Regions from separate parts of the Homo sapiens genome. Here region 2 is linked to region 1. The links are chromatin loops, found by intact Hi-C in ENCODE. Cell type or tissue: heart right ventricle. All regions are shown on one strand. Links, peaks and the distances in the headings refer to the core of each region. The heading gives the core; the rest is flanking DNA. Region 1 overlaps GARRE1 (granule associated Rac and RHOG effector 1). Region 2 has its middle 9.2 kb from the start of GARRE1.

Evidence for each region. A loop is a pair of places that touch in the nucleus more often than their neighbours do. Peaks named below come from ENCODE experiments on the same cell type or tissue, not always from the same donor. Only the 100,000 strongest peaks of a DNase experiment are listed, where the experiment ranks them.
Region 2: it touches region 1 in a loop (2.5-fold over the local background); 66 of 110 quality-filtered maps call a loop at or near these places.

What each region holds. Positions count from the first base shown.
Region 1 is chr19:34,330,967-34,342,878 of GRCh38, forward strand. It overlaps GARRE1 (granule associated Rac and RHOG effector 1), which reads left to right. Exons shown (of 14, transcript NM_014686.5): 8 at 2,738-2,835; 9 at 8,901-9,026; 10 at 10,456-11,489. Among named protein-coding and RNA genes, the nearest start is that of GPI, 28 kb to the right of the region's middle. RefSeq lists an enhancer at 11,180-11,680. In heart right ventricle, for the core only: CTCF peaks have their summits at 6,030 (motif pointing left) and 6,237; no DNase peak of the experiment used is centred there; H3K27ac peaks cover 3,838 bases.
Region 2 is chr19:34,239,361-34,251,272 of GRCh38, forward strand. No RefSeq gene overlaps it. Among named protein-coding and RNA genes, the nearest start is that of GARRE1, 9.2 kb to the right of the region's middle. In heart right ventricle, for the core only: no CTCF peak of the experiment used is centred there; no DNase peak of the experiment used is centred there.

The sequences.
Region 1 (11,912 bases), core at 2,624-10,623:
TCAGCTCACCACAACCTCTGCCTCCCGGGTTCAAATGATTCTCCTCCCTCGGCTTCCCGAGTAGCTGGGACTACAGGCACGCACCACCATGCCTGGCTAATTTTTGTATTTTTTAGTAGAGATGGGGTTTCACTGTGTTGGCCAGGCTGGTCTCGAACTCCTGACCTCGTGATCTGCCTGCTTAGGCATCCCAAAGTGCTGGAATTACAGGCATGAGCCACCACACCCGGCCCTTAAAAAAAAAAGAAAAAAACATTACATTAGTAACAAGTTGACAGGGCCACTTGATCTAGCCCCTATTCTGGAGCTACATTGGATGTCTGTTGCTCAAACATCCCATGCTTCTTCCTGTCCCAGGCCTGTGCTCTTGATACCCCTTTTATCTGAAAATACTCTTCTCTCTGATTATCATGTAGGTCACTCCTTATCTTCTTGGTGTTAGCTCCAAAATCACCTCCTCCAAGAGGCCTCCCTTGACCACAGTGGTATAAGTAGTACCCCCATCCAGTCACTGTATACCGCTGCTGTTTATCTCTTTCTTAGCAATAAAGTAACATCAACTAAAAAGTAATGATTTGTTCATTTCATCTTTCAGAGAAAAAAAAAACTTTGCCCAGAGTTGGGTGGGTCAGGAGATCAACATCTGAAATCACCATTTAGCTTTTTGTTTGCATCACTGACCCATAGAATCTTACGTATTTGATCTCCCTTTCTAGTAAACGACTACTTTTCAAAAACATATGGTGGCAGGGCGTGGTGGCTCACACCTGTAATCCCAACACTTTGGGAGGCCGAGGCAGGCAGATCACCTGAGGTCAGGAGTTCAAGACCAGCCTGGCCAATATGGCGAAACCTCGTCTCTAAAAATACAAAAATTATCCAGGCGTGGTGGCGGGCACCTGTAATCCCAGCTACTCGAGAGGCTTAAGCACAAGAATCACTTGAACCCAGGAGTCAGAGGTTGCAGTGAGCCGAGATTGTGCCACTGCACTCCAGCCTGGGTCATAGAGTAAGATCCAGTCTTTAAAAAAAAAAAAAAAGGATATGGCATTTCAGTCAGAGGTTGGAAGGACCTAATTAGAGATTAAGAAAATTAAAGAACTTGTTTTTTAGTCTGGTTCCTACTTTATTCACAAAAAGAGCTATTGAGGGTATACTGTCGTTTTGTTTCAAGCGGGTTAGGGCTCAGGTGGCCCAGCTCACAGTGGGGCTGTCTTGTGGAGGCTCAGATGAGGGCTTGTTCACAGTAATGAGTCACATTTCCTTTGGGATCTTTTCCTCAGTATAGGGACCTCCAAAAGAAGTAGTAAACCAGAGATGCCTTGCTGAAGCGTGGAAGAGCCCATTGGCTTTAGTATATCGATCCATATTCCCAGAGACCATTTAGCTGAAACTGCAAGGACCATGCCAATGAGTTCCCCTGAAAGGAGTATGCAAAATAAGGCCAAAAGGCACAAAGGCTGTTTTGAGAAAACACTGTAGATTAAAAAAAAAAAAAAGTTCCATGTTATTCAGAGAGCAGAAACTTCTTCCTAGTTCCTTGCGTCTTGATTGTAGGACACATTTCTGTGTGACTTTAGGTTATGGTTCTGGGGATGGGAGGAGAGAGGAAACACCTGTGTGGTCCAACAATGGCTATTCCTTTGACAGGAAGTTTTTTCCAAAGGTCATTGCAGATCAGCTATGGGAACTCTGTTTAAACCAGTGAAAGCTGGCTCCATTAGAAGCTGAATTTGGAGTATGATACACAACTCTGTACAGTTTTACCCCTTCTGAAATATTACAGATTTGGTTTTAAAATATTTTATGATTTTTTAAAACATTCTTTTAGTTATTTGAAAATATATTCATCACTTTGTCAAACTCTAGATTACATAGGATACTCTTATCACCTATCTAGTATTAAAGACTCTTCCTGGAAATAAGAGGAAATCATTCAAAGAAGGGTTAGTTCTTCCTCTGTCCTGAAGTAATTCAGTTTTTATTGATGGTTGAGGATAAGATAATCTTTAAAAAAGTTTCATCCACTTCTGGGCGTGTCATGACAAATGGGCTTATCTGAAGCATTGGTTTGACTTTTTTGTTTGTTTGTTTGTTTGAGATGGAGTCTTGGTCTGTTGCTCAGGCTGGAGTGCAGTGGCGCAATCTCGGCTCACTGCAACCTCTGCCTCCTGGGTTCAAGCTATTCTCCTGCCTCAGCCTCCTGAGTAGCTTGGACTGCAGGATCACCACACCCAGCTACTTTTTGTATTTTTAGTGGAGACGGGGTTTCACCATGTTGGCCAGGGTGGTCTCAAACTCCTGACCTCAAGTGATCACTTGCCTAAATCTCCCAAAGTGCTGGGATTACAGGCGTGAGCCACTGCACCCAGTCTGGTTTGACTTTCAGTGACACTTTTACTTCTTTTAAGTGCATAAAGTAAAAAATACTAAGATAAAGGACGCAAATTAATTCCTAATTAACATATTTATAGTTTGGAAAAAGTGCTAGAGGTGCTTGCCAGTTCAATTTAATTCCATGCCCAGAATGTGGTTTCTGTTTATTGAAATGTTCTTAGTTTTGGTCATCTGTTACTACTTGCTGTTGTCTTCACGGGGCCCTGACTGGCCTTGGCATAACTAGGCTGCTAGGGGAATAGTTCTTAGAGAGTCATTTTATGTATTGGATTTTATTCTGATTTGTTTTCTCTCTGAAAGCTGGTTGTTATTTGTTTTTTTTTTTTTTTTTCGATCTTAGGTGGTGGTTGACACAGCACAGATTGAGAATAAAGAAGCCTATGCCCCCCAGATCAGTTTAGAAGGCTCTAGAATCGTGGTTCAAGTCCCATCCACATGGTAACGTGCCTCTTACTTTCACCGGAGCCTAAGCTCTGACTGACGTTTGCACATCTTTGAAATGATGGCCTTGTTTTGAACAATGCCCATGCTAGCTGACGCAACAAGTCTTGCTGCATGTGCAGGTTTATGGGCAGCAGTGGTATGTTAGTGGCATGTGTCATGATTATTGGTCTGTGATGAGGAAGCCAAGAGGTCTGAAAAATGGTCTCATTGACCATAATGTAACTAAAATGTTATATACTCTTGGATCATAATGAGCAGTATTATCTTTGTTACTGAGTCTACAGCATTTAAACATAGTATATCATTTTCTCTAAGTCACCCAGTGTTCACTAAAGCCCAGTAGAGAACATAGAATTCCTTCTCCTCTGTTCCAACTACAATCCTGATGATCTTGAGCTCATGTTGTGACACACCCAGTGTCTTTACAAATCTTGGGACAGTCATTTTTAGATATTATATTTGTAACACTTATAATAGATAAAAGATTATTCTTAATTTATTTTTTTTTAAAAAAAGCTCCTACAAATCAGAAGAAAATGGGCAAGGGACATGAACAGCTAAGTCAGAAAAGAAGACATATGATCAACAAATAGATTAAGAAAATGTAATGGCCAAGTGCGGTGACTCACACCTGTAATCCTAGCACTTTGGGAGGCCAAGGCGGGCAGATCGCCTGAGGTCAGAAGTTTGAGACCAGCCTGCCCAATGTGGTGAAACCCCATCTCTACTAAAAATACAAAAACTATCCAGGCATGGTGGTGGGTGCCTGTAATTCCAGCTAATCAGGAAGCTGAGGCACAAGAATTGCTTGAACCCAGGAGGCGGAGGTTGCAGAGAGCTGAGATTGCACTATTGCACTCCAGCCTGGGCAATAGAGCAAAACTATCTCAAAAAAAAAAAAAAAGAAAAAAGAAAATGTATAACTTCACCTAAAAATCAGAGACAAAGTAAAGAAACCATATGGGGCCAGGTGGGGTGGCTCACACCTGTAATTCCAGCACTTTGGAAGGCCGAGGCGGCCAGATCTCCTGAGGTCAGGAGTTCCAGACCAGCCTGGCCAACATGGTGAAACCCTGTCTCTACTAAAAGTACAAAAATTAGCCGGGCGTGGTGGCATGCACCTATAATCCCAGCTTAAGGCAGGAGAACCGCTTGAGCCTGGGAGACAGAGGTTGCAGTGAGCCGAGATCGTGCCACTGCACTCCAGCCTGGGTGACAGAGCGAGACTCCGTCTCCAAGAAAAAAAAAAAAACCGTTATGATGTCATTTTGCCCAGAATATTGTTAAATTGTTTTAGAATAACAATACTAAATATAGTGACAATACTAGTTTGAGCCAGACTGTGAAACAGGCAAAGAGGTTGTTGAGTAGAGACTAAATACAACCTTTCTGGAGGGCAATTTAGTATATTAGAAGCCTAAAATAAGGGATATGACCTCAACAATTCCACAGTTTCACCTCTAGAAATTTATCTTTGTGATATGTATTCACATTCAGCTATAAGGATGAGTATCATAGCTTTATTAATAAACAGGAAAAACTAAGCATATATTGGAAGGTATTTGCTATTAAAATGGTAATCTGCATGAATATTTAGCTATAAGAGAAAATATTTAAATCATTTAAGTAGGCAGAGATACTAAGGAACAAAGAGGTGCTGTTGGTGCCTATGTGGACTAAAATGGTAGTTGGGTAAGGCATACAAGTTGTATTTAAACCATTTGTTCTTTTTTTTCGAGACAGAATCTCGGTCTGTCGCCCAGGCTGGAGTGCAGTGGCGCAATCTCGGCTCACTGCAGCCTCTTCCGCCTGGGTTCCAGTGATTCTCCTGCCTCAGCTTCCTGGGTAGCTGGGATTACAGGCGCATGCCACTACGCCCAGCTAATTTTTGTACTTTTAGTAGAGACAGGGTTTTGCCATGTTGGCCAGGCTGGTCTTGAACTCCTGACCTCAGGTGATCCACCTGCTTCGGCCTCCCAAAGTGCTAGGTTTACAGGCGTGAGTCACCGCGCCCGGCTCATTTGTTCTTGAAATGTAAGAGTATAATAGTAGATTCTGTCAAAAGTGTTTAGAGTCTATGAATATATTTAAGTAAATGTTGGCAGTTCACTTTGTGTCCTAAAACCTCCCTTCTATAAGTACTCTGCCACCAAAAAGTTCTTTTATTTTTTTAAATTATTATTATTATTTTTTTTTTGGTAGAGACAAGATCTCATGCTGTCCCCCAGACTGCAGTGCAGTGGTGTGGTCATGGCTTACTGTAGCCTTGAACTCCTGGGCTCAAGCAATCATCCCACCCTGGCCTCCCAAGTAGGCGGGACTACAGGCATGTGCCATCATGCCTGGCTAATTTTTAAGTTTTTTGTAGAGATGGAGTCTCACTATATTAGCCAGGATGGTCTGGGACTCCTGGGCTCAAGCGATCCCCCTGCCTTGGCCTCCCAAAGTGCTGGGATTGCAGGCGTGAGCTACTGTACCTGGCCCAAAATTTTAAGTTAATTGTAGGGTGGCATACTGTGTCCTGAAATTAATGGTAATTTATACACATATTTTCATTTCTATCAAACAGTAAACCAGAGGCTCACTTTCTGTAAGATTTTTGTGTTACTAAATTCTTTTTTTTTCTTTTGTAGTCAGTGTTCTGCTGAAATGTGTTCCTGAATTTTTTTTTTTTTTTTTGAGATAGTTTCGTTCTTGTTGCCCACACTGGAGTGCAATGGTGTTGTCTCGGCTCACTGCAACCTCCACCTCCTGGGTTCAAATGATTTTCCTGCCTCAGCTTCCTGAGTAGCTGGGATTACAGGCACCTGCCTGCATGCCCAGCTAATAACTTTTGTGTTTTTAGTAGAGATGGGTTTCACTATGTTGGCCAGGCTGGTCTCAAACTCCTGACCTCGGGTAATCCACCCATCTTGGCCTCCCAAAGTGCTGGGATTACAGGCGTGAGCCACTGCACCCAACCCTGAATTCTTAAATTTTTCCAATTCAGGCTGTCATTGGAAAATGTTAAAACTTAATCAGAATTCTCATTTTGAAGAGTTTGAACTTTTGGATAGTTGGGTGAATATAAACAGTCAGTGCAAAAATGGCTAACACTTGAGTTTGTTTTGAAAACTCTCCCTGTGGGGTTGATTTCATTTGTAACTCATTGCACCCCCGCAAAAAACACCTTGTAGACTGTGATTTCTTGTAGAGGTGCCCTCTGCTGGGTGCTTTTGGTAATTTTGCAAAATTTTAGTTCTGTTTTTTTTTTTTTTTTTCAAATTACAAAATACTGTATGTGCTTGTTGGGAAGAACACAAACAGAAATGATTGCTTTACTCCACCTGGAGAAAAAGGATATTGCTATCCATCCATGCTTTGTTTCACCAAATATTTACTGAACACTTACTGTGTACCAGACACTGTTCTGGGCTCTGGGAATTTAATTATGAGCAAGACACACAGGGTCCCTGCCCCTCATAAACCAACTTGAGAATAGAGAAGGGGGAGACAGCTGTTAAGTATAAGAGATGAGTTCAGACACAGGCAGGCGTATGATGGAAATGAGAGGAGAGTGCCATTATATGATAGAGAATAAGTAGGATAGAGATTCGGGGGAGACTTTTAGACGAGTCAGTCTGGAAGAGGGTCTGAGGATGTGACATTGGATTTGAGAGGAGCCTGTCATGCAGAGAGCCGATGGGGAACACACTTCAGGCAGAAAGAATGCCAGTGCAGAGGCCTCAGGAGTGACCCAGCATGGAAGGAGATGTGCTAGGTGGTGATGAGGATGGGAAGTTGTAGACGTCAAGACTTGCAGGGCCCTTGAAGGAATTGGGTTTTTATCTAAGAACAGGTAGAGGGTTTTAGGCAAGTCTTGGTGATTTGTCAACAGAATGGGTTTAGCCACTTAAGGGCATTTTATTGATCAGCTCAAGGCTGATGAATAAAATAAAAATGCCAGTTTGTTGATTGTTGATTTTTCAGAAAGATTAATTATCATCACCAGGAGCTGTAGTACTCTTTTCTACATGGCCAACAAATGCTCTCCTAGTGGGCAAACATGTGACAAGCCAAGTCACAACCAGACTTGGCTTGGGAACAAGAGCAAATGTGTCCTGATTATCAGTGATTCCAGATGGAGAGAATTGGGTGCACTGAACCTTGGGCAGGCTCAGCTGCCAAGATTCTCTCTGAGGAGTCCAAGGTCTAGCTGGGCACTAGCAGAGCTTGCGTTGTTGTTCACCCTTTCCAGGCTTCTGAGCCTGGCCGGCTCTCATTTCATTCTCTGATATATTTCTTCCCAAGTCAAAGTCATGTTAGGGAGTACTGCTACCTCCTTGAGTGACTTTGTAAGTGTTGAGTTCACCATTTAGCTTCCAGAGTGCCCAGGATCTGGCAGACATCATCTTCCTAGTAGACCTATGCTGCTCAGACTGTTTTCCCTCTCAGAAAAGGGCTCTTGGCCAGACCAAGTGGCTCACACCCGTAATCCTAGCACTTTGGGAGGCTGAGGCAGGAGGATCACCTGAGCTCAGGAGTTTAGGACCAGCCTGGGCAACATAGCGAGACCCCATCTCTACAAAAAAATTAAAACATTAGCCAGGTGCGGTGGCACACGCCTGTAGTTCCAGCTACTTAGGAGGCTGACATGGGAAGATCGCTTGAGCCCAGGAGGTCGAGGATAACAGTGAGCTTTGATCACACCACTGCACTCCAGCCTTGAGGATAGAGTAGGACTCTGTCTCGAAAAAAGGTTGGGGGGCTCTTGGTGTAGGTACCCTGAATGGACGGTGGAGACCCAAATGATGAGAAGCAGTTGGCCATACCAAAATCTCAGGAAAGAGAAATTCGGGCAAAGGCAGCAGCAAGAGCAAAGGTCCTGAGGTGTGGACAAACCCATCCAGGGAGGAAGAGAAGGCCTCACAGCTGGGACAAGGTTGAGGGGCTGGGCACAGAGGGCTTTGAGGGCTGTGGTGAGGGTTTAGATTTTATTTCAATCACGATGATATCCCATTGAAGAGTTTTAAGCAGGGGAGTGATGTGCTCTGATTGGCACTACAGGAAGCTCACTCTGGCCCCTATATGAAGGATGGGCTTTGGAGGTACAGGAGTAGAGAAAAAGAGGCCAGGTGAGAGCTTGGTCCTGAGACCCAGGAGTGGTGGTTTCCTGAAGCAGGGGGTTCATAAACAAGGTGGCGAGAAGTGCTTAGATTCTGGATGTGTTTTATAAGAAGAGCTGTCAGGATTCACTGATGGATTGCATGCAAGATGTGAGGGAACTAGAGAGGGTGTGTAAGTTTTGGGGTAGACAGTTGTGTTGTTCACTTATTGGAGAAGTCGGCAGGAATCAGAGTGTCTGAGCTAGCACAGACCGCACAGGTTAAGGGCTCAGCCCCACAAGGCTACTCCCCACTTCAGATGCCATCCACAAGTCCCAGGTTGTCACCCGACTTCTAACCAATCGGCTATAAGTTGGGGGTTCCCAAAACCTCCAGGTTTGATATTTTGCTATAATGGCTCACAGAACTCAGTAAAACATTTAATTATATTTAAGGTTTATTATAAAGGATATTATAGCAGATACAGATTAACAGCCAGGTGAAGAGGTGCATAGCGTGAAGTGTTTGGGATGGGGCTCCAAGCCTCCATGCCCTTGCCAGCTATGCCCTGTGCCCAGCACCTTAGTGTGTTCACCAGCGTGGAAGCTCTCAGAACCCGATGGTCTGATGATTTTTATGGAGGCTTCATCATATAAGCAAGTCATCTTATTAGAACAAAAGACACTATCACCTAGGAAATCTCAAGGGTTTTAGGAGCTCTGTATCAGGAACTGGAGGCAGAGACCAAATATATATTCTGATATCATGAGACCTCAGACCTTTTTGCTTCCTACTCCTCTTGTGGGGCAGTGAGTTCCAGGATCAGCCCTGTTGTTCTCTCCATGTTCTTACAGTTACTGAATTTTTGCTGGGCGCCAGAGGTACATAAAAGTTGTAGCCTTTTCTATGAGACCTGCTTGAGACACCTTTGCAGAGAAATGCAGCCAAGACTAATGCAGCCTAATCTATGCCTAGGTGCCTGAAAGAAGACCCTGCTACCATGTCCCTGCTGCAGAGAAGCCTTGATCCTGAGAAGACCCTGGGTCTAGTGGACGTGCTCTACACAGCTGTGCTGGACCTAAACCGCTGGAGGGCTGGAAGGTTGGTGTCTGTGGTTTGCATTAGATGCATACCGAGGGACAGTGTGACTATGCACAGTTTCATGTGTGCTTGTGTCATTGATAGTATACGGTATTGTAAAGAAGGCAGTAAGGACTTTTTAGTAACTTTTATTTTCAGAATAATTTAAAACCTGCAGCAAAGTGGCAAGAATAATACAAAGAACTGCTCCATGCCCTGTACCAGATTCCCCTATTTGCTAACTTTTTTGCCTTCCTTTATTTTGTCATTTGAGAGGAAGTCCATCAAGAGGACTTTTAACTCAACTCATATTCTCCTTATGAATTAAGAACAGAGAAATGTTTAGAAAATTTGCTTATGTCTTTTAGAATTTTTTTTCTTTTTCAATCAGTTCTCTCAGGTTGAACTTGAGAAATGTGTATACATCTGGTAGTGGCCTTAAACATCTAGCCATGGCCCCTCTCCCTTTTTCTTTTCTTTTCTTTTCTTTTCTTTTCTTTTCTGTCTTGGTCTTTGTCTTTGGTCTTGTCATCTTGTCTTTTTAGGATCTGGCTCTGTTGCCCAGCCAGGCTGGAGTGTAGTGGTACAATCTCAGCTCACTGCAATATTGCTCTCCATCCATGCTATCCATCCCATCCATCCCCCAGCTCCTGGGCTCAAGTCATCCTCCTACCTCAGCCTTCCGAGTAGCTGGGATTACAGGTGTACGCCCAGCTAATTTTTGTATTTTTCATGAAGATGGGGTTTCGCTGTGTTGGCCAGGCTGGTATCAAACTCCTGACCTCAAGTGCCTGCCTCGGCCTCCCAAAGTGCTGGGATTACAGGCGTGAGCCACCATGCCCAACCTTTTCTCCCTTTCTTAACTCATGAGTACACAAAGGCCAGAATAGTGAAGTGACTTTTCCAGGGTCACACAGCCTTCACCTGCCTCAGCTCCTGCCCCATGCCCTTTCGCTCTTTAGGGCTCCATTTTAGTATGGGAAAAATGTGCTCAGGAAACTTTGAAAGTCACAGCCATCTGTTGGGACAACGTTGGCACATAGTATCCCTGCATCCCCCCACCACCTCCCTCTGCTTTGTGGAGTTGTCCATTGTCCCTCTGCTGCATTTGCGTGGCTGTAGCCCCTGTCCTCCAGGCACAAATCTAGCTTCTGCAAGTTGCATCCCCACATCTAGCCATGCTTTCCCCTCCTGTGCCACCATTAGAGGATTTCACTGAATCACACTCCTCAGGCCAGAATCCTAGCAGAACTTCCAGTCCTGCGTTAGACACTGTAGATTTCATACTCTCCAAACCCCTGGGTGTTCATTTATATATAAAATAAGTGAACCCGATACCAACCTGAGAGGTTTTTCTTGCTCTCAACGCCATTCTTAAATACAAAGAGGTCCATTTTATTATTTTATATATTTGTCTTTTTTTTTTTTAAACAAATTTCTGTTTAAATAGGGAGCAAGCTTTACCCTGCATACAGATCCAGCTGCAAAGGGAGATCTGTGATTTTGGCAACCAGGCTGACCTGCCTTCTGGAAATGGAAACAAATCTTCAGGTGGCCTGCAGAAGACATTCTCCAAACTGACATCCCGGTTCACCAAGAAAGCTTCATGTACCAGCTCCAGCAGCAGCACAAATTATTCCATCCAAAATACCCCTTCCAAAAACATCTTCATAGCTGGATGTTCCGAAGAGAAGGCCAAAATGCCTGGCAATATTGATACAAGGTTACAAAGCATTTTGAACATTGGTAATTTCCCCAGGACTACAGACCCTTCACAGTCAGCTCAGAATTCCAGTAATACAGTGGCCAATGGCTTTCTCATGGAGAGGCGTGAGAACTTCCTGCATGGAGATGACGGCAAGGATGAGAAGGGTATGAACTTACCAACTGATCAGGAAATGCAAGAGGTGATAGATTTTCTCTCGGGCTTTAACATGGGCCAGTCACATCAGGGCTCTCCGTTGGTGACAAGGCATAATTCTGCTGCCACAGCCATGGTGACTGAGCAGAAGGCAGGAGCCATGCAACCACAGCAGCCGTCACTGCCTGTGCCCCCTCCACCACGGGCACCCCAGGCTGGGGCACACACACCTCTGACACCCCAGCCGGGACTGGCACCTCAGCAGCAGTCCCCAAAGCAGCAACAACCTCAAGTCCAATACTACCAACACCTACTCCAGCCCATTGGACCGCAGCAGCCCCCGCCCCAGCCTCGGGCACCTGGGAAATGGGTACATGGCTCATCCCAGCAGCCAGCGCAGGCTGTTGGAGCAGGTCTGTCTCCTCTTGGTCAGTGGCCTGGCATATCTGATCTCAGTTCTGACTTGTACAGCTTGGGTCTGGTGAGCAGCTATATGGATAATGTGATGTCAGAGGTTCTGGGACAGAAGCCGCAGGGACCTAGAAATAACACCTGGCCCAACCGTGACCAAAGTGATGGAGTCTTTGGAATGCTGGGAGAGATTCTGCCTTTTGATCCTGCAGGTATGTGAGGCCTCCCATCCCTCGCCCAGTGTCAACAGCAAATGCAACTGCCGAGGTCTTCCCAGGGCCTGTCTGCTGCAGCCTTACTTGTGAAGGTGAAATCATTTAATCCCCCTTTACGACCCTTTCTCACTGTGGAGGCAAGTATGGGGCAGATCTACCAAGATGGGAAACAGTGGTGAGAAAGGGGCTGAGAACATGAGTGGACTATTTTTCTTACTTTATAGAGAACAGAACTGAGGCTAAGAGAGGTTACTTGAACAGCTCAAAGTCCCATAGTTCAAGTAGGCTCCAGTCTAGGCCTGCCTACTCCCGGCAGCCAAGGTCAGCAGCCCTTTGTGGGGTGCTTTTTTCCTGATTATATAACCTGTTCTTTGCGATGCTTTTTTTTTTTGCCTAAACTCTAGGACCTATGACAGGTGA
Region 2 (11,912 bases), core at 1,586-9,585, 93 kb before region 1:
TGAGACAGAGTCTCACTCTGTCGCCCAGGCTGGAGTGCAGCGGTGCCGTCTCGGCTCACTGCAGCCTCTGCCTGCCAGCTTCAAGTGATTCTCCTGCCTCAGCCTCCCGAGTAGCTGGGATTACAGGCACCCACCACCACACCTGGCTGATTTTTGTATTTTTAGTAGAGACAGGATTTCACCATGTTGGCCAGGCTGGTCTCGAACTCCTGGCCTCAGGTGATCCGCCTGCCTTGGCCTCACAAAGTGCTGGGATTACAGGCATCAGCCTCTGTGCCCAGCCCCAGCCTTCTTTGCTTATTTAACAACAAAACGTCGAAGCAATTCTTATCTTAGTTGCTGACCCTTGATCTAGCATGCAGTGATGTTAAGTCTAATGCCAATTTGATTTTTTCTTTTCATTGTAGATTACCTGTTTCTTCCTCTGTGGAAACAGCATATTATCCTTTCTGTTAAGAAATGTTATGACTTCTCAAGAGTGTGGGTCTTTTTGTTTCACTCCAGTATTATGCTGGGCAGTTGTTAGGCCCTTTTGATTTAATGGTTTGTGTCTTCCCTTTAGCTTGGGTAATTTTTTTCATACCATCCTCCCTGTACTTTCACTAGAAGTCTCTTTTACTCAGATATAAGAGCTGCCCATTCGGCCGGGCATGGTGGCTGACACCTGTAATCCCAGCACTTTGGGAGGCTGAGGCGGTCGGATCACTCGAGGCCAGGAGTTTGAGACCAGCCAGGCCAACATGGTGAAACCCCATCTCTACTAAACTACAAAAATTACTTGGGCATGGTGGCACATGCCTGTAGTCCCAGCTACTCGGGAGGCTGAGTCAGGAGAATCGTTTGAACGTGGGAGGTGGAGGTTGCAGTGAGCCGAGATCGCACCACTGCACTCCAGCCTGAGCGACAGAGAGAGGCTCCATCTCAAATAAATAAATAAATAAATAAATAAATCCCTGTATCTCTTAGTTTTTTCTGCTATTTTCTTTCCTTTGCTATTGTTCATCTTAGTCTCTTTCCTGTAGTAGGCTTTATTAAAATATCAGTGGATTCTTGGCTGTCTGTCATTAGAAGGAGGCAAACGGGTGCCCTGGAGCTCTCTGTGTGACCAGGATTTGTTAACCAGCAGTGTCAGCTTTAAGGTAGTGATCTTTATTCTTGAGATTTCCGAATTCCAGAGGGCTTTGTTGTAGGATGCCAATCTCTCCAGATCCCACAGATGTCTACAGAGAAGAATCTTCCTTTTTTTTCTTTTAATCCTGATATTTATTTATTTATTTATTTATTTTTGAGACTTGAGTCTCGCTCTAACATCCAGGCTGGAGTGCAGTGGTGCGATCTCAGCTCACTGCAACCTCTGCCTCCGGGTTCAAGCAATTCTCCTGCCTCAGCCTCCTGAGTAGCTGAGATTACAGGCACGCACCACCACACCCAGTTAATTTATCCATTTATAGTAGAGACAGGGTTTCACCATGTTGGCCAGGATGGTCTCAAACTCCTGACCTCAAGTGATCCACCTGCCTCAGCCTCCCAAAGTGTGGGGATTACAGGCATAAGCCACCACACCTGGCCTATTTTTATTTTTTTTTTTTTTGAGATGGAGTCTTGCACTTTCGCCCAGGCTGGAGTGTAGTGGCACGATCTCGGCTCACTGCAAGCTCCGCCTCCCAGGTTCACGCCATTCTCCTGCCTCAGCCTCCCGAGTAGCTGGGACTACAGGCGCCCGCCACCACACCCGGCTAATTTTTGTATTGTAACAGGGTTTCACCATGTTAGCCAAGATGGTCTCGATCTCTTGACCTTGTGATCCGCCCACCTCGGCCTCCCAAAGTGCTGGGATTACAGGCGTGAGCCACCGCGCCCGGCCTATTTTTATTTTTTGAGAGAGAGGGTCTGGCTGTGTCACCCAGGCTGGAGTGCAGTGACACGATCTCGGCTGGCTGCAACCTCTGCCTCCTGGGCTCAAGCCATCCTCCCAACTCAGCCTCCCGAGTAGCTGGGATTACAGGCACACAACACCACGCCCAACTGGTTATTAAATTTTTTTTGTAGAGATGGGGTCTTACCGTGTTGCCTAGGCTGGTCTCATTCTGGTCTCAAGTGATCCACCCACCTCAGCCTCCCAAAGTGCTGGGATTACAGGTGTGAGCCACTACGCCTGGCCCTGTGAGGTATTTTTCAGCAGCTTTCTAGACTGACAAGAGCAGCTGGAAGCATGGCAACCCCAGGCAGAGCATAGCGTGCTGCCGCCTCGACTGTGCTCAAGGGGCGCTAGCGTGCGGGAGGAGCCACCTGCCTGGGCCTCTGGAAGGCTTCTGCCTCTGAGCCAGCAGGTACAACAGGGAACAAGAGTGAGAAGGGGACTTGAAAACAGGAAACCTAATTGAAGGTCTGCACAAGTAGTGAACAAACCTGTTTCTCACTGCTGCAGTCGGCATGGCTTATAATTAAGCAGCATACTGTTACAAAAAACAAACAAAAGAAAGAGTCTTGGCTGGGCGCAGGTGGTTTATGCCTGTAATCCTAGCACTTTGGGAGGTTGAGGCGGGTGGATCACTTGAGGCCAAAGAGTTTGGGACCAGCCTGGGCAACACAGGGAGACCCCATCTCTACAAAAAAAAAAAAAAAAAAAAAAAACAAAACAAAACAAAACAAAAAAAACACTAAAATATTAGCCAGCCATGGTGGCATATGCCTGTGGTCCCAGCTACTCAGGAGGCTGAGGAAGGAGGACTGCTTGTGCACAGAAGGTCAAGGCTGCAGTGAGCTGTGATCATACCATTGCACTATAGCCTGGGCAACACAGTGAGACCCTATCTCAAAAAAATAAGTAAAATTTTAAAAAAAATTAAAAATTAGCCGGGCGTAGTGGCGTGTGCCTCTGGCTCCAGCTACTCAGGAGGCTGAGGCAGGAGGATCCCTTGAGCCCAGGAGGTTAAGGCTGCAGTGAGCCATGATTGTGTCACTGCACTCCAGCCTGGGCAACAGAGCCAGACTCTGTCTCAAAAAATATATAAAAATAAAAAATTATTTTAGAAAGAAAAATACTTGACAGGCTTATTCCTGCCCAATTCAATTTATAACTGTTTATTCATGTGTTGACATCTTAATGCAGTCTTTTTAAATAAAAGCAACTTCATTAAGAAAGTAAAGGAATAAAAGAATGGCTACTCCATAGGCAAAGCAGCCTTTAAGGCAGTCTTTTTTTTTTTTTTTTTTTGAGACGAAGTTTCCCTCTTGTCGCCCAGGCTGGAGTGCAATGGCGCGATCTCGGCTCACTGCAAACTTCGCCCCCCAGATTCAAGTGATTCTCCTGCCTCAGCCTCCCAAGTTGCTGGGATTACAGGCATGCGCCACCATGCCCAGCTAATTTTTTTTTTTTTTTTTTTTGAGACGGAGTTTCGCTTTTGTTGTCCAGGCTGGAGTACAATGGCTTGATCTCAGCTCACTGCAACCTCCGCCTCCTGGGTTCAAGTGATTCTGTTGCCTTAGCCTCCTGAGTAGCTGGGATTACAGGCATGCGCCACCACACCTGGCTAATTTTGTATTTTTAGTAGAGACGGGGTTTCTCCATGTTGGTCAGGCTGGTCTTGAACTCCCGACCTCAGATGACCCGCCTGCCTCGGCCTCCCAAAGTGCTGGGATTACAGGCGCGAGCCACCGTACCCAGCCAGGGCAGTCTTAAAGGCAAAGAAGGTGAACATTTGTGCTTAATTTCCCATCTAGAGTGAGCAAATCTCTCTGCCTCTACCCTGGTTCAAAGCCCCTTCACCTCTTGCGTGGACTATGTTAACCTCCTCATTGGTTATCCTCTCTTCATACTGCATTCTTCTGTGCCATATTCTGTGCAGAGGCCAGAATGCACTTTGGGGAACACAAATCTGATTGTCAAATTCTGTCACATGTCTTAGAGAAGGCATCTAATCTGGATGCCTTAAGAGATGGTGGCCAGGCAGGGTGGCTCAAACCTATAATCCCAGCACTTTGGGAGGCCAAGGCGGGTGGATCACTTGAGGTCAGGAATTCGAGACAGTCTGGCCAACATGGCGAAACCTGTCTCTACCAAAAATACAAAAATTAGTTGGGCGTGATGGCGCATGCCTGTAATCCCAGCTACTCAGGAGGCTGAGGCAGGAGAATCACTTGAACCTGGGAGGCGGAGGTTGCAGTGAGCCCAGATTGTGCCACTGCACTCCAGCCTGTGCGACAGAATGAGACTCTGTCTCAAAACAAAAAAGAAAAAAGAAAAGATGGTGTCCTTCTGGAAGTTGTATTGCCGCAACTATGGTCTGATGGGAATGAGATCATGGTGTCAAACAGACCCATGCTAAGGCAGCCCCCAGGCAGAGACTCCTCTCCCCATGGCCTCAGTACTGGTCTAGAACTCTGAGTCATAGATCTAAAAATAAGTCACAGGGCTGTGAGCTAGCAGGACAGCTGCACACCTCTGGGTCTGTGGCAAGCCAGTGGTCCGCAGTGGGGATGCCCTATGTCCAGCACTGCTGCTGCTCCTTCGTCTAGAGGCCTTCCTTGACCGATAAAGCAAGCAATGCTGGGTAGCCCACACCCCCTATAACTTTGGCCTGGAGGTGTCCCTGGATCAGATGCCTGTCTGAGTCTGGCTTCCAGACTGTCAATGGCTTGCTCTGCAGCTTTCACCAACCCAGGTCACGACTTGTGCTTACAACACCTCTTTGGCCGGGCACGGTGGCTCATGCCTGTAATCCCAACACTTGGGAGGCCTAGGCGGGTGGGTCACTTGAGGTCAGGAGTTCAAGACCAGCCTGATCAACCTGGTGAAATCCTGTCTCTACGAAAAATACAAAAATTAGCCATGCGTGATCAGGTGGCACGCACCTGTAATCCCAGCTACTCGCGAGGCTGAGGCAGGAGAATCACTTGAATCCAGGAGGCGGAGGTTGCAGTGAGCCGAGATCGCACCACTGCACGCCAGGCTGGGGGACAGAGCAAGACTCCGTCTCAAAAAACAAACAAACAAAACACCTCATGTCTGGGCCAGCCTGCTTTCCTCCTCTTTTAGCTGGTACTTGGTTTAAATCTGGAAATCCTGGAGTCTTTGGAATTCCATTGACCTGAGCTGGGTTACTGTCCTGGTGTCTGTCTCTAGCACGGTTGGAAGGTAACTGTTCTTATGAATGGAAAGGAGGTGTTGGTGTCAGATGTGTTTATAGTTGCATTATCTCAACTTGAACTTCGTCTTGTTCTCACCTAACTTGAGGAAGCAAGGAAATTTGGAATTCAAATATTCTAATAATATTTGTTATTAAGTGAGGACATTCAAATCATACATTCAAATATTAGTAATGTCTGTTACAGCAAACTACCAGAAAAGGACAGCAAGCTACAGATGACCTGGCAATGATGAGCCCATAGGGACTGTTAGTGGGAAGGCTGACAGTTCCTGGCACGAGCCCCAGGGTGCCTTCTAGAGCAGGCTAACATCTTCTCACACTTGATCCCGCCCCTGCTCTCCCATGCACAAACGGGGTGTGCAAACAGTCTGTTTAGCTTTTCAAAAATAAAGAGGAGGCCAGGCGCGGTGGCTCATGTCTGTAATTCCAGCACTTTGGGAGGCGCAGGTGGGTGGATCACTTGAGCTCAGGAGTTCAAGACCAGCCTGGCCAATGTGGTGAAAGCCCATCTCTACTAAAAATACAAAAATTAGCTGGGTGTGGTGGTGTGTGCCTGTAATTAGCTGGGATTACAGGTGCGTGCCAGTACTCGGGAGGCTGAGGCAGGAAAATCACTTGAACCCAGGAGGCGGAGATTCCAGTGAGCCGAGATGGCGCCATTGCACTGCAGCCTGGGCAAGAAAGCGAGACTCTCTCAAAAAAAAGAAAGAGGAGCTGTCCAGGCGCAGTGGCTCATACCTGTAATCCCAGCACTTTGGGAGGCTGAGGTGGGTGGATCCCTTGAGATCAGGAGTTCGAGACTAGCCTGGCCAACATGATGAAAACCCATCTCTAAAAATACAAAAATTAGCTGGGCGTGGTGGCATGTGCCTGTAATCCCAGCTACTCAGGAGGCTGAGGCAGCAGAATCTCTTGAACGGGGGAGGCGGAGGTTGCAGTGAGCCAAGATCACACCAGTGCACTCCAGCCTGGGCGACAGAGCAAGACTCCGTCTCAAAAAATAAATAAATAAAATAAAATAAAAATAAAGAGGAGATTAAAATTCTCAGCAAACTAGAAACAGATGGTAACTTTTTTTTTTTTTTTTTTGAGACGGAGTCTTGTTCTGTCACCCAGGCTGGAGTGTAATGACGAAAACATGGCTCACTGCAGCCTCCAACTCCTACACTTAATCAGTCCTCCCACTTCAGCCTCCCAAGTAGCTGGGACCACAGCCGTGTGCCACCATGCCTGGCTAATTTTTGTATTTTTTGTAGAGATGGAGTTTTGCCATGTTGCCCAGGCTGTTCTCACACTCCTGGGCTCAATTGATCCTCCCACCTCAGCTTCCCAAAGTGCTGGGATTACAGGCGTGAGCCACCTTGCCTGCCCTACAATTAAGTAAAATATCAAAATACAGAAACATCATTTGTTTCTGTCTACAAGCAACAAGTAATTAGACAATGAAAAGTCAAAACATTGCCATTTGTAATAGTACCCCACCAAAACAATAAAATACCTAGCAATCTAATGAAAAATGTGCGAAAAATGTGCAAGACTTCTACACTGACAACTGCAAAACACTGTTGGGAAAAGAGCATATCTTCAAGACCTTGGAGTAAGCAGAGAGGACACAAAAAGTGATCATGTCTTTGAGGCTGAGGTAGGAGGATTGCTTGAGCCCAGCAGTTCAAGGCTGCTGTGAGCTATGATTGTGCCACTGCACTCCTACTGGACAACAGAGTGAGACCCTGTCGTAAAAAAAAAAAAAAAAAAAAGTGACTGTCTGCAAACAACCCCATTACCCCCTCCACCACCAAGAGCACTTGGCTGTGAAAACCCCTTTCCTGAAGGCTTTAAGATATTCCCACTGAAACTAACATGTAAAACCCAGCCTAGAAGCCCTGACTTTTATTTCCATAAAGAATGCACAAGCCAACAGTAATAACTTTGGCTACCTAAGAAAATCAGTTCTGGAATCCCCGAGGGGCCCTGTAAGTGGGATGTTCTGATTCTGCAGCTTTTCTGACAATAGGAATGTGAAGCCCTTAGAAAAGCCAGCCGGAGCAAATCTGCTTTTTTTCTCAGCAGGGAGAGCCAGCTCCTGCTGAGATCAGGGTACATTTTCTTTCTTTTTCCTTTTCTTTTTTTCTTTTTTTTTTTTTTTTTGAGACAGAGTCTCACTCTTTCCCCCAGGCTGGAGTGCAATGGCGTGATCTTGACTCACTGCAACCTCCACCTCCCCGGTTCAAGCGATTCTCCTGCTTCAGCCTCCCAAGTAGCTGGGATGACAGGCACCTGCCACCACTCCCAGCTAATTTTTGTATTTTTAATAGAGATGGGGTTTCACCATGTTGGCCAGGCTGGTCTCCAACTCCTGACCTCAGGTGATCCGCCCGCCTCAGCTTCCCAAAGTGCTGGGATTACAGGCGTGAGCCACCAGGCCGGGCCTTCTTTTTTTTTTTTTTTTTTTTTTGAGATGGAATCTCCCTCTGTTGCCCAGGCTGGAGTGCAATGGCGTGATCTCGGCTCACTACAACCTCCACCTCCCAGCTTCAACCTCTTCTCCTGCCTTAGCCTCCCAAGTAGCTGCGATTACAGGCATGTACCACCATGCCTGGCAAATTTTTGTATTTTTAGTAGAGATGGGGTTTCACCATGTTGGTCAGGCTTGTCTTGAACTCCCGACCTCAGGTGATCCGCCTGCCTCAGCCTCCCAAAGTGCTGGGATTACAGGCGTCAGCCACCATGCCCGGCCTAGGGTGCATTTCTTTGGCATCTCTCACAAATGTGGGTCTCGTTCATCCCAGCTCTTGGGTCACAGAGGAGCTCCTGAAGCCTCCTTCCACTCATTTGTCATAGGCACCAACCTCAGAGACGCTCATGTTTTTCACGGGACCCGGCTCTAACTCTGCCTCTATCCAGATGCACAGGGGGCCAGATGCATTCCGGAGTGACCCCTGTTTCCTGGTCTTGACCTTCTTGGCCTCCTAAACAGCAAATTACAGGTATAGGTCTGGTGGTCTCTAAGGCACCATCTCATGCCTGTGTGGATGCTGAGGGTCCAGTTCACAGACCTTTCTGCAGAGCTGGAAGGCCGTAGCTACCATTCCTGAAGATGAGGGCCTGGCCTCCATCTTTAGACCTGTGGGCTCCATCCCTTTTTCTCTTTTCTCTTCCCTTCTCTTTTTTCTCTTCTTTTCCTTCTTTTCTTTTCTTTCTCTTTTCTTTTCTTCTTTTTTTTTTTTGAGACAAGGTCTGACTCTATTGCCCAGGCTGTAGTGCGCAGTGGCGCAATCTCAGCTCACTGCAACCTCTCACTCCTGGGCTCAAGCGATCCTCCCACCTCAGCCTCCCAAGTAGCTGGGACTACAGGTACATGCCACCATGCCAGGCTAATTTTTGTTATTTATTATTATTATTATTTTTTGACACGGAGTCTTGCTCTGTTGCCCAGGCTGGAGTGCAATGGTGCGATCTTGGCTCACTGCAACCTCTGCCTCCTGGGTTCAAGCGATTCTCCTGCCTCAGCCTCCCAAGTAGCTGGGACTACAGGCATGAGCCACCATGCCCAGCTAATTTTTTTGTATTTTTAATAGAGACAGGGTTTCACCATGTTGGCCAGGCTGGTCTCAAACTCCTGACAATTGTGATCTGCCCACCTCAGCCTCCCAGAGTGCTGGGATTACAGGCATGAGCCACCGCACCTGGCCTAATTTTTGTGTTTTTTGTAGAGACAGGGTTTTACCATGTTGCCCAGGCTGGTCTTGAACTAGTGAGCTCAAACAATCCTCCCACCTCGGCCTCCCAAAGTGCTGGGATTATAGGCGTGAGCCACAGCATCTGGCCTCCATCTTTTTTTCTCAACACTTTGGTGCAAGGAACTTGAAATAAAGAGGTGGCATGACATGACGAGTGCCTCAAACCTGTGTAGTGGGTACATTTTTTTCCCTCCTTCTCCATATGTATGTGTATTTGATGAATTAAAATAAATAATTTGAACCTGCAGGGCATGGGTATAATATCTGCAGATGGACTCACAAAACAGAAGGTGATATGTCCACAATACAAAATGCTCTCAGGTAAGCTTGAGAGGTTCAAGGCCATCTGGTCCCCAAAGCACCACAAAGGCCACCAAAAGGGCCCCAAGGTTGACAATGTTCACACTGATCTCAGAACTGCATATATAGCTGAGTGGTTCTCCATGACTCCTGGCCCACGGAAGGGGCCAAAATGGTGTGAGCATAAGCGGTTTCTGGCACATTACTCTGGGGCCATGAGGTTCGGGGTAAAGTGAGCCGCAGCTTTTACATGTTAGTTTCAGTGGGAATGTCTGAAAGAAGAGCCTTCAGGAAAGGGGTTTTCATAGTCAAGTGCTCCTGGTGGTAGAGTGGGCAATGGGGTTGTTTGCAGAGAGTCACTTTTTTTTTTTTTTGAGACAGGATCTCACTCTGTTCCCCAGCAGGAGTGCAGTGGCACAATCATAGCTCACAGCAGCCTTGAACTGCCGGGCTCAAGTCATCCTCCTCCCTCAGCCTCCCCAGTAACTGGGACTACAAGTGGGCGCCACCATGCCCAGCTAATTTTTGAAATTTTTTGTAGAGCTGGAGTCTCACTTTGTTGCCCAGGTTGGTCTTCAACTCCTAGCCTCAAGTGATCCTCTCACCTCAGCCTCCCAAAGTGCTGGAATTACAAGTGTGAGTCACCGCACTCCCCTGGGAGCAAATTTTAGCTTTCCTGGTCTCCCTTGTGCAGGATGTGAAAGCTGTGAGATAGGCTGTAAGCCCCAGGAAGGGTAGCTGCATTCCAGAGTCTGCAGGATTTGGGAACAGGCGTGGACATGGCTGGCCAGACACACGTGGGCAGGTGTGTCAGAGTCTGCCCCATGGGGAAAGGGCCAATTTAACATCTCATTTGTGACTGGTTGCGGTGGCTCACGCCTGTAATCTCACCACTTTGAGAGACCGGGCTGGCAGACCACTTGAGCTCAGGAGTTCAAGACTAGCCTTGGCAACATGGCGAAATCCTGTCTCTACAAAAAATACAAAAACTAGCCTGGCGTGGTGGTGCATGCCCATAGTCCCAGCTACTTTGGAGGCCGAGGTGAGAGGATGGCTTGAGCTCAGGAGGTGGAGGTTGCAGTGAGCCAAGATCATGCTACTGTACTCCAGTCTGGGTGACAGAGCCAGACCCTGTCTCAAACCAACCAACCAACCCATCTGGTGTTTACCAAGTGCATCCAGGTATGGTCACTGATGGATTCTATGGCAAGGTCCAGTGGCCCCTGGGGCCTGTAGCAAGAGCTAGGAGGACCTCTGAATAACAGATGGGCTTATCTGAGACTGTAGGAGCTACAACTGGCACACTCAAAAGCCAGCCGCTGGCCAGCACTTTGGGAGGCTGAGGTGGGAGGATCACTCTTGAGCCCAGGAGTTCAAAACCAGCCTAGGCAACATGGTAAGGGGCCGTCTCCACCAAACAAACAAACGACAAAACTTGCCACCATCATTCCTAGCTCCTTTTCCAGCCTACAAAAGCAAGAGGACACTAGCACCCAGGCACACTTCCTCCAAGCCAGCTGTCCTCTTCCCTCTTACAACTCTCCTCCTGTGGCTCGGGTCCTACAGCCCAGCCCCTCATCTCAGGAACACTCTTGCCCTACTCTCCGTTACTCAACCTTCTGAAGAATCATTGCTCCACCTTCTTCCCTTTCACCTAAAAGCTACTGGACAAGTCCCTTAGTAGAAAGGAGATGTCTACAGGCCAGCACGATGGCTCACGCCTGTAATCCCTGCACTTTGGGAAGCTGAGCAGGGCAGATCACCTGAGGTCAGGAGTTCGAGACCAGCCTTGCCAACATGATGAAACCCCGTCTCTACTAAAAATACAAAAATTAGCTGGGCGTGGTGGCGGGTGCCTGTAATCCCAGACACCCAGGGGCTGAGGCAGGAGAATCGCTTGAACCTGGTAGGAGGAGGTTGCAATGGGCCGAGATTGCACCACTGCACTCCAGCCTGGGTGACAGAGTGAGATTCCATCTCAAAAATTGATAAACAAATAAAATAAAGAAAGATGTCTATAGTTGTCAACCTGCAGTGAATCCTCAGTACTACTGGGAAATTCTACCATGTTTCTTTTGTCCACTCACCTTTGTGCTTCCAGACCTTTCCCACTCCCCTCACTCTTTGCTGCAGTCTAAGGTAAACCTACCACCAAGCATTTTATTTATGGATTTATGTATTTTGAGACAGAGTCTCGCTCTGTCACCCAGGCTGGAGTGCAGTGGTGCAATCATGGCTCACTGCAACTTTGAACTCCCTGGGCTCAAGTGATCCTCTCACTCCAGCTTCCTAAGTAGCTGGGACTACAGGTGTATGCCAATGTGCCTAGTTAATTTTTGTATTTTTTGTAGAGACAGGGTTTCACTATGTTGCCCAGGCTGATCTCAAACTCCTAGGCTCAAGCAATGAGCCCACCTTGGCCTTCCAAAGTGTTGGGATTACTACTGTGAGCCACCAGGCCCGATCCCACCAAGCATTTTAGATCCCCTCCTTCAAGCCTTTTCAGAACCTTCACAAGAAGAACCAGATCATCTCTCTCCTATATCCTCAGCCACTTTCAACCAGATCTTCCTCTTTGACCTTAAAACATGTTTAAGTCTCTTCTACCTTAAAAAAGCAACCACCAAGGCCAGGTGCAGTGGCTCACACCTGTAATCCCAGCACTTTGGGAGGCCGAGGCGGTGGATCACTTGAGGCCACGAATTCAAGGCCAGCCTGGCCA